Regions from separate parts of the Homo sapiens genome. Here region 1 is linked to region 2. Evidence: read pairs that join two places in POLR2A ChIA-PET (ENCODE). Cell type or tissue: PC-9. All regions are shown on one strand. Each heading gives the region's core, and the rest is flanking DNA. Links, peaks and the distances in the headings are about the cores only. Region 1 overlaps LINC01258 (long intergenic non-protein coding RNA 1258). Region 2 overlaps KLF3 (KLF transcription factor 3).

Evidence for each region. Peaks named below come from ENCODE experiments on the same cell type or tissue, not always from the same donor. Only the 100,000 strongest peaks of a DNase experiment are listed, where the experiment ranks them.
Region 1: POLR2A ChIA-PET joins it to region 2 with 7 read pairs; 2 of 35 experiments call an interaction of 5 or more read pairs at or near these places.

Annotation. Positions count from the first base shown.
Region 1 is chr4:38,479,836-38,485,224 of GRCh38, forward strand. The region is part of intron 2 of LINC01258 (long intergenic non-protein coding RNA 1258); the gene reads right to left. Among named protein-coding and RNA genes, the nearest start is that of LINC01259, 27 kb to the right of the region's middle. In PC-9, for the core only: no CTCF peak of the experiment used is centred there; no DNase peak of the experiment used is centred there.
Region 2 is chr4:38,694,415-38,699,803 of GRCh38, forward strand. It overlaps KLF3 (KLF transcription factor 3), which reads left to right. Exons shown (of 6, transcript NM_016531.6): 5 at 332-492; 6 at 2,668-5,389. The coding sequence ends at 2,849. Among named protein-coding and RNA genes, the nearest start is that of KLF3-AS1, 32 kb to the left of the region's middle. In PC-9, for the core only: no CTCF peak of the experiment used is centred there; no DNase peak of the experiment used is centred there; H3K27ac peaks cover 1,595 bases.

The sequences.
Region 1 (5,389 bases), core at 170-5,169, 210 kb before region 2:
ATAAACTAGAAAATCTAGAAGAAATGGATAAATTCCTGGACACATACACCCTCCCAAGACTAAACCAGGAAGAAGTTGAATCTCTGAATAGACCAATAACAGGCTCTGAAATTGAGGCAATAATTAATGGCTTACCAACCAAAAAAAATCCAGGACCAGATGGATTCACAGCTGAATTCTACCAGAGGTACAAGGAGGAGCTGGTACCATTCCTTCTGAAACTATTCCAAACAACAGAAAAAGAAGGAATCCTCCCTAACTTATTTTATGAAGTCAGCATCATCCTGACACCAAAGCCTGGCAGAGACACAACAAAAAAAGAGAATTTTAGACCAATATCCCTGATGAACATCAATGCAAAAATCCTCAATAAAATACTGGCAAACTGAATCCAGCAGCACATCAAAAAGCTTCTCCACCATGATCAAGTGGGCTTCATCCCTGGGATGCAAGGCTGGTTCAACATACGCAAATCAATAAACGTAATCCAGCATATAAACCACATGATTATCTCAATAGATGCAGAAAAGGCCTTCAACAAAATTCAACAGCCCTTCATGCTAAAAACTCTGAATAAATTAGGCATTGATGGGATGTATCTCAAAATAATAAGAGCTATTTATGACAAACCCACAGCCAATATCATACTGAATGGGCAAAAACTGGAAGCATTCCCTTTGAAAACTGGCACAAGACAGGGATGCCCTCTCTCACCACTCCCATTCAACATAATGTTGGAAGTTCTGGCCAGGGCAGTCAGGCAAGAGAAAGAAATAAAGGATATTCGATTAGGAAAAGAGGAAGTCAAATTGTCCCTGTTTGCAGATGACATGATTGTATATCTAGAAAACCCCATCATCTCAGCCCAAAATCTCCTTAAGCTGATAAGCAACTTCAGCAAAGTCTCAGGATACAAAATCAATGTGCAAAAACCACAAGCATTCTTATACACCAATAATAGACAAACAGCCAAATCATGAATGAACTCCCATTCACAATTGCTTCAAAGAGAATAAAATACCTAGGAATCCAACTTACAAGGGATGTGAAGGACCTCTTCAAGGAGAACTACAAACCACTGCTCAATGAAATAAAAGAGGACACAAACAAATGGAAGAACATTCCATGCTCATGGATAGGAAGAATCAATATCATGAAAATGGCCATACTGCCCAAGGTAATTTATAGATTCAATGCCATCCCCATCAAGCTATCAATGACTTTCTTCACAGAATTGGAAAAAACTACTTTAAAGTTCATATGGAACCAAAAAAGAGCCCACATTGCCAAGTCAGTCCTAAGCCAAAAGAACAAAGCTGGAGGCATCACACTACCTGACTTCAAACTATACTACAAGGCTACAGTAACCAAAACAGCATGGTACTGGTACCAAAACAGAGATATAGACCAATGGAACAGAGCAGAGCCCTCAGACATAATGCCACATATCTACAACTATCTGATCTTTGACAAACCTGACAAAAACAAGAAATGCGGAAAGGATTCCCTACTTAATAAATGGTGCTGGGAAAACTGGCTAGCCATATGTAGAAAGCTGAAACTGGATCCCTTCCTTATACCTTATACAAAAATTAATTCAAGATGGATTAAAGACTTAAAGACTTAAATGTGAGACCTAAAACCATAAAAACCCTAGAAGAAAACCTAGGCAATACCATTCAGGACATAGGCATGGGCAAGGACTTCATGTCTAAAACACCAAAAGCAATGGCAACAAAAGACAAAATTGACAAATGGGATCTCATTAAACTAAAGAGCTTCTGCACAGCAAAGAAACTACCATCAGAATGAACAGGCAACCTACAGAATGGGAGAAACTGTTTGCAATCTACTCATCTGACAAAGGGCTAATATCCAGAATCTACAATGAACTCAAACAAATTTACAAGAAAAAAACAAACAACCCCATCAAAAAGTGGGTGAAGGATATGAACAGACACTTCTCAAAAGAAGACATTTATGCAGCCAACAGACACATGAAAAAGTGCTCATCATCTCTGGCCATCAGAGAAATGCAAATCAAAACCACAGTGAGATACCATCTCACACCAGTTAGAATGGCGATCATTAAAAAGTCAGGAAACAACAGGTGCTGGAGAGGATGTGGAGAAATAGGAACACTTTTACACTGTTGGTGGGACTGTAAACTAGTTCAAGCATTGTGGAAGTCAGTGTGGCGATTCCTCAGGGATCTAGAACTAGAAATACCATTTGAGCCAGCCATCCCATTACTGGGTATATACCCAAAGGAATATAAATCATGCTGCTATAAAAACACATGCACACGTATGTTTACTGCGGCACTACTCACAATAGCAAAGACTTGGAACCAACCCAAATATCCAACAATGATAGACTGGATTAAGAAAATGTGGCACATATACACCATGGAATACCATGCAGCCATAAGAAAGGATGAGTTCATGTCCTTTGTACGGACATGGATGAAGCTGGAAAGCATCATTCTCAGCAAACTATTGCAAGGACGAAAAACCAAACACCGGGGAACATCACACACCGGGGCCTGTTGTGGGGTTGGGGGAGGGGGAAGGGATAGCATTAGGAGATATACCTAATGTAAATGACGAGTTAATGGGTACAGCACAACAACATGGCACATGTATACATATGTAACAAACCCGCACGCTGTGCACATGTACCCTAGAACTTAAAGTATAATACAAAATATATATATATATAATAAAAAAAAACAGTGGGAGAAAGGGTAAATAAACATGATACATCCACAAGATAACATATTTAAAAAAAAACCAGAAAAACAGTGTTTCTGTCTTCCAATTATAGCTTATTTCCCAAAGCTGACCAAGTTCTGTGATGTAGATGAAGTTGCAAAGTCTAGCACATTTTTTAAGTAGAGCAACATGCTTGTACTATTCAATATTCACAAGGATTTTTAATTCTATGAAGTAGATCTATACCTTAGGGACTTCCTGGGTCATAAAGGAAATTATAGCTGGGGAATGATGTCGCCAGTTTAAAACCCAGGTGTTTTAATTAATTCACAGGTTAGAAGATAGTATCAACAACAGGAAATGTGGGCAGTTTCTTTGAACTGAGTTCATTTAAACTACATATTTGTAGAGAATCATTCATTTGTGCAAGGAGGTATAATCATCCTTCCAATGGTGTGACTGGGAGCCAGGGACACACAGGAGATGAGGTCATCCTTCCCCACCAGGCAGTGGAGTTTTGTTGTTGTGCCCCAAGAATCACAAACAATAGAAAACAAATTTATGTTTCAAAGTTCCCCTCACTATACATTACCTGAGAGTCCAGTTTGACAATAACATATCATAGAAATAAGAAAAAGTTCAAAAACCAAGCACTTAACCTCCCCCAGCAGTCTTAAATCAGTCTAAATCAGCAGTCTAAAACAGACTGATTTAGGGGGTTGGTTGCTCAGATGGAGTAGTACATAAGACCCATGGGTTAATTGGTACCCTGTCGCCTCATGGAAAAGGTTGTTTGGATCTGTCTACCTGAATAAAGTAACTGCAGAAAGAAAATAAATAAATGAGACATAGTGTTAGTATCAGCTATAGTGAGCAGCATCAAAAATATCTATTGTTAAGTAATTGTTAAAAAAATTGTAACTTTTATTTTAGGTTCAGGGGTACATACTTAGTTTCGTTATACAGGTAAACTCATGACTCAGGGGTTTGCTGTATAAACTAATTTATCATCTGGTTACTAAGCATAGTACCCAACAGGGTTTTTTTTGTTTTGTTGTTTGTTTTATCTAAACCTCTCCCTCCTCCCACCTCCCACCCTCAAGGAGGACCCAGTGTCTGTTATTCCCCTCTTTCTGTTCATGTGTTCTCATCATTTAGCTTCCACTTATAAGTGAGAACATGTGGTATTTGGTTTTCTGTTCCTGCATTAGTTTACTAAGGATAATGGCCTCCAGTTCCATCCAGGTTCCTGCAGAGGACATGATCTTATTCTTTTTTATGGCTGCATAGTATTCCATGGTATATATGCACCACATTTTCTTTATTCAGTCTACTGTTGTAGGGCATTTAGGTTAATTCCATGTTTATGCTACTGTAAATAGTGCTGCAGTGAATATATGCATGCATGTGTCTTTATGGTAGAATCATTTCTATTGTTTTGGATATATATGCAGTAGTGGGATTGCTGGGTCAAATGGTAGTTCTGGTTTTAGTTCTTTGAGGAATCACCACACTGTTTTCCACAATGGTTGAACTAATTTACACTCCCATTAGCAGTGAATAAGCATTCCCTTTTCTCTGCAACCTCACCAGCATCTGTTATTTTTTGACTTTTTTAACAATAGCCATTCTGACTGCTGTGAGATGGTATCTCACTGCGGTTTTTATTTGCATTTCTGTAATGATTAGTGATATTGAGCATTTTTCATACGTTTGTTGGCCGCATGTATGTCTTCTTTTGAAAAGTGTCTGTTTGTGTCCTTTGCCCATTTTTTAATGGGGTTGTTTGGTTTTTGCTTTACGTTTAAGTTCCTTGTAGATTCTGGATATTAGACCTTCATCAGATGTATATTTTACAAATATCTTCTCCCATTCTGTAGGTTGCCTTTTTTACTCTGTTGAAAGTTACTCTTGCTGTGCAGAAGCACTTTAGTTTAATTTGTCAATTTTTTCTTTTGTTGCAATTGCTTTTGGCATTTTCATCATGAAATCTTTGCCAGTTTCTATGTCCAAAATGGTATTTCCTAGGTTATCTTCCAGGTTTTTATAGTCTTAGGTTTTACATTTAGGTCTTTAATCCATCTTGAGTTGATTTTTGTACACTGTGAAAGGATGAGGTCCAGCTTCAATCTTCTGCATATGGCCAGCCAGTTATCCCAGCACCATTTACTGAATAGAGAGTCCTTTCCCCATGCTTGTTTTCGTCAGTTTTGTCAAAGATCAGATTGTTGTAGGTGTGTCTCTTTATTTCTGGGCTCTCACAGAATGAGAAAAAACTATTTACAAATTCATATGGAACCAAAAAAGCGCCCAAACAGCCAAGGCAATCCTAAGCAAAAAGAACCAAGCTGGGGGAATCACACTGCCCAACTTCAAACTGTACTGCAAGCTACTGTAACCAAAACAGCACGGTACTGATACAAAAACAGACATGTAGACCAATGTAAGTACTTTTTAAAGCTTATCATTTGCCTTATAATTTAGTTATTATACTTATATTTATTTATTTATATATTGTATATTATTTATTATATGGTATATTAATATATACATATATTTATATTTACAATTTTTTTTTTTTTTTTTTTTTGAGACGGAGTCTCGCTCTGTCGCCCAGGCCGGACTGCGGACTGCAGTGGCTCAATCTCGGCTCACTGCAAGCTCCGCTTCCCGGG
Region 2 (5,389 bases), core at 92-5,091:
AGCATAGCACTTAACCCTTCTTACTGTCATTACTTATCTCCATGTCTGTCTCCCCCTAGAGTGTGAGCTCCTCGAGGGCAGGAACCCTGTTTTTATTCATCTTTGTGTCCCGGTGCCAAGCACAGTGCCTGGCTCATGGTAGGTGCTCACTCAATGTTTGTTGAATGAATATAGCAGTGCTTCTTGGGTTGATCAGCTAATTTCTTTTTGTTTATTTTGTTGGGATTTTTTGTTTGTTTGTTTTTGCCCAGTGTTGTTAATGCTTTTAGTAGACTGATGAAAAAGGAAGAGCGTGCTCTCAACATTTGGCCTGTAACCTTGGCTTTCACAGGAATCACCCTTCGGTCATCGTGCAGCCTGGGAAGAGACCTTTACCTGTGGAATCCCCGGATACTCAAAGGAAGCGGAGGATACACAGATGTGATTATGATGGATGCAACAAAGTGTACACTAAAAGCTCCCACTTGAAAGCACACAGAAGAACACACACAGGTAATAGAAACACCAGACCCACTTCATCTTTCTTCTTAAGAAGTATTAGAATGGAATGCAAAGGTTGTTACGATCAAAGTTTTCAGGCATCTTGAAAGTCACCACAGTCATCTCCAGATGTGTCTTCTCCAGATTAGTTGTGCAGAATGAAGATATTGCTAATGATTTGCCTTTGTAATAAGTTAGAATAGATTCAAAGTAATCCCCAAAACAAGGCCACTCACAATCACTTGCAGTTCTGTGCTCTCTAGCAAAGGAGGGAGAAAGGGTTGGAGCCTTCGCCGCTGGAATGGGGGAAGTGCTTTCACAGTCAAGGATGTGGCCTTCCTGTGAGCTATTTCACATACCTGCATTGTAAATTCATGAGAGCGAACAGTCTTTGTGCAGCACAAATTAATGCAACAGTTTAACACAAACAATTCAAATAGAAGACTGTCCTTCAAGGAAAGAAAAGTGAAGAAATGTGGTTAATATTTGTCTTCTAAACTTGAGGGAACTCTTATGCCGTTGCCTACCATATTTGTTCTAGGATTTCTTCCATCTCGCCCAATACTGAATATAGAGCATGAGCAGCCAGATCATATAAAAGTCATTACATGGCCGAGAAAAATGTGAAATTGGTCTCAGTGCCAAACATTTTGGTAGTAAAACATCTTAAGGAAATAATACAAAAATGTTTTAACAGCCAGGTGCAGTGACGTGCACCTGTGGTCCCAGCTCCTTGGGAGGTGGAAGCAGGAGGATTGTTTGAGCCCAGGAGTTCAAGTCCAGCCTGGGCAACATAGGGAGGCCATGTCTCTAAAAAATATTAAAAATGACATCTTTTAACAGCCTGATTGACCATTAGTAGTGGTGATGTATGTACAGTAAGGCTCATCTCACCTCAAACTCTTTGATGTGGAATTCTAGTTTGACAGCAGTTTGCATCTGTGTACATTTTCCTTAGCAGTGTAGGTTGCTTTTCTGAGTCTTGCAAATCATTTTTACTCAGAAAATTTACAAAGAGGAATCTGAGGTTTGGAAGAGAAAAGGGAAGGAAAGTGGCAAAATGGAAGTGAAGTTTTTAAGTGAATCCTGGGAGGAGGCAGAGGAAGCTAACACCCACAGAGAGAGCTGAGGGTGATAGCCTTGTATCTAGAGCAACGCCCAAACAGCAGTGCAAATCGATGATTACTGAGGGCATCCTTGAGGCATTAGTGGGACCGAAGAGGTGGATGTTACCCACTTCCAGCCTAAAATTAAAAGGACATTGAATATTTGGGTGACAGTTTAGATGTAGGAAAAAAAAAAAAAAAAAAAAAACGCCTCTTTGTGTGTGTATTCTGTACCAGGAAGCAGATAATAGAAATCCTGCATATCTCATTCAAATGCCAAGGAATGGTAATCCCTCAAGGCTTCTAGAGAACAAAGGGTGTTAAATGGGAGTTAATTTTGTCATACTCATGACCCTTATGACTAATTTAAAAGGTAAGATTGCCATAACAGCCTTTTTATTTGTGAGGGTCTCCCTTCATCCTGGTTCTCCCCATCATTTTCTCACAAGGAGCTTTTGTTCCTCATCTGTAAATGATCCTTATCCTACAGGAGGGGGTTGTGAAAACCTGGCTCAGGACAGATGGGGAAGAATTCGTATATTTTAGTACCCCTGAATTAAAGCATTATACTTAGGCCTAATTGTTATTGACTAAACAAGAAAATAAGATGTTAATCCCTAACAGATACTTCAGTTGTTAGAGACTTCATATTTTTGGAAAACTATTGAAAAGTTTAAGAAAATCCCACAAACTTTCAATTTGGAGTTCTCATTATCTCATTAAATGAATAGCACTGCATATAATTAAGCTCCCAAGCAGGTTTAAGATTTGGGAGATGTGCAAATACAGATCACCATGTGTTCATTCACTATTTGGTAGTCCCTCAGAATGGATTTCAGTGACTCTGTGTTTTAAGAACTCTTAAAATTCTCCTCCCGTTTTTTTGGCAGAGAGCCAATGAAACATTACGGTATTAGTTCATTTTCTTCTTGCTTGTCTTGCAGTAGTTTATAATGCACTGTGTTATTGAAGAACAAATGTATGAACATATCTTGGAAATAATATTTGTCAAGCATTAACTCAAAGATCTTTACTACCTTTACAGAAAAAAAAAATAGCTCTTTTCTTTTTCCTTTTGCAGGAGAAAAACCCTACAAATGTACATGGGAAGGGTGCACATGGAAGTTTGCTCGGTCTGATGAACTAACAAGACATTTCCGAAAACATACTGGAATCAAACCTTTCCAGTGCCCGGACTGTGACCGCAGCTTCTCCCGTTCTGACCATCTTGCCCTCCATAGGAAACGCCACATGCTAGTCTGATTGCCTCTGTGTCCTGCCTCAGCGTGACTCCCCACTCACCTGGCTCTCTCTCTGTCCTGCCTCCCATTATCTAACACATTTTTTACATGTACATTTTAATTTGATTCAGCTGGTCTGAATCTCTGAATTTATATCATCCAAAACTTCCATATGGTCAGTAGTAGATGTTCTCTAATCCTCCCTCTCCTTACCACGGGTCAGACCTAAAGAATGTGAACACTTTTTTTTTTTTTTCTGGGGATGCTAAGCAAACCCTTCTTACAGATACGTTTAATGTAATAAGAACAAGGGAACATGTAAACTAACATAACCAATTGTCAGTTCTCCATGTATTCCTCAAAAGAATGTCAGAGTAAATGTATTAGAAATACAGTATCCAGACTGCTAGTCCTTGCCAGAGACATTCTTACCTCTGCCCTGTGATAATATTTTATGCTTGACAGTGAAAACAAGTGTGGCCCCTTGCACCGGTTAGCTAGAAGTACAGCCAGATTTCAAGCTAGTGCAGTCACCTCTTCCGTCATTCTTCACAAATCTTGTCAACCTGGATCTTAGACTTCATCTGAATCGAGTTCTTTGCCCTCCTTTGTGCCTGCAGCTCATATGGAGGTCTTTGCCACCAATGGGAGATGAGCCCAAACTTTCGATCTAGGTGGGTGATGTGTAGCAGTTCAAGGGAAGGGTGCTGTGTTTTCATAGCATGGAGTCGGAGGAGAGGGCCATTTAGCAGGGGGAGCAGAAGAGGCAATTCCTCCTGGGCTAGGGGTTGTCAGTGAGGTTTCAACATTTTGTTAGCTGTGTGCAGCATTCCCAGAGCTTCAGTCTCTGTGCATACTCAGCTTTGTAGAACCATGCTGCAAAGCCATATACCGATGGGGTTATCCATGCAACTATCTCCATTCCTACAATGTCCTTAATATGAGATCATCAAACATTGATAGTAGGGACTCCATGGAATATTTGCCCAGTAATGGTAAGAAATCTTTCGGGTAAGAGTATGGATGGTTCTTCTTTTACCCAATCTGCTTATAGCTTTTTTTGTAAACAGGGAAATGTTGAGTGGTACTTGTATTCCCTTATCAAATTAATCACATAGCTTTTATACAGAAACTCTTCCTGTGTGAGCTGTTAAGGTGCCAAATTGGCTGTCATTTGTATTCATGACACATACCATAAAGCATCTGCTAATGCTTTAATGGATTGATTCAATTAAGACCTGAGTGACACTATTTGTAAATATAACTAGTTGTGAAGCACACATACCTTTATTTTGGGAATTTATGAGAAAATATAGAAAACCACAGATCAGGGATTCATATATGTAGCTCAAAAATTCCCAAAAGTTTACTGTTAGAGTTGGCAATTTCCTATCACTATTTCAGTGTCAGAACAAACTGAAAATAATGGCTCGTGTTTATGTTGAAGATAAATAGCACCATTATTGGGGGAAGTTATTCAAAAGCAGGCTTTTGAGCACCATAGTCTAAATGCCAATAAAAATAATTCATACATAGAAATGTCATTGGTCCTGAATTTGAAGAAAGTGAGCAACAGTAGTTAAATGTGGGTGCATATAACCAAATTCCCCTTCATCAAGAATGGAGGAGAAGAGAGAAGAATGAAATCCTGAAGATTCATCCCAGCCGCAACTCAGGATCCAACACAACTTTAACTGGGAGGAATACATTGTTTGATCATTTTTAAAACATCTGTGAATGAGTGATTCCGGAGGCCTGTGAATTGTGTGGGGAGCTTGCTTTGATGGCACTGTGTTAATAAAAGTTGTAGGGACTGTGCACCTAAGAGGCTAAGAGGTCCCACTCATCCGCCCTGTGAACCAGCTGTAAAGAAATGTAGTTAAGAAATGCAAAGAAATGTGTTATCTTGGCACTTGGGTTTGATTTTCCTTTTTTTAAAGCACTGCAAAACTTCTTTAGGATACTAAAACATCCTAATTGGGCTGTTTTTTTGTTTTGTTTTGTTTTTCAGCTAAAGGCAAAGATAATTTTTTTTTCAGCTGAAGTTTTTCTTTTTTGCAACTATGACATGAATTGAGTGATAAAATGGCTCTTTGAAAAGTAGATATTGTCTGTATTGTAAATGCTTAGTCATATTCATGGCAAAGTGTTCATTTCTTGAGATGGTTCTTTCACAACACACAAGAATCAAGATGGAACGCAAGGAAAATCTTTTTGTTTTGACCGAGGTAACCAGTTTATGTGTGTTCCAATCCATAGAGAAGTGGGGGAAAGGGCGAGAAAGGATCAGATTGATCTGGGATCAGCTTTGAGCCTGAGTTCAGTGAATAGCCTCATGGGCATCTCATGGAATTGATGCATTTGCTGTGGCATATTTAAATTTTGTTCAAAAGATTTGAAGCAAGACCTTGCAAAGACTCTTAACATTACTGTTCAGCTTGCTTAGATTGTGTTAACAGTTCATTTAACAAAGATCCGTTTTAACTCTGAACAAAAGCAACCCAGAGCGGCCATTCTCTATTCCCATGCTGGTCAATACGCTTTCATTACCAATTGGCCCTT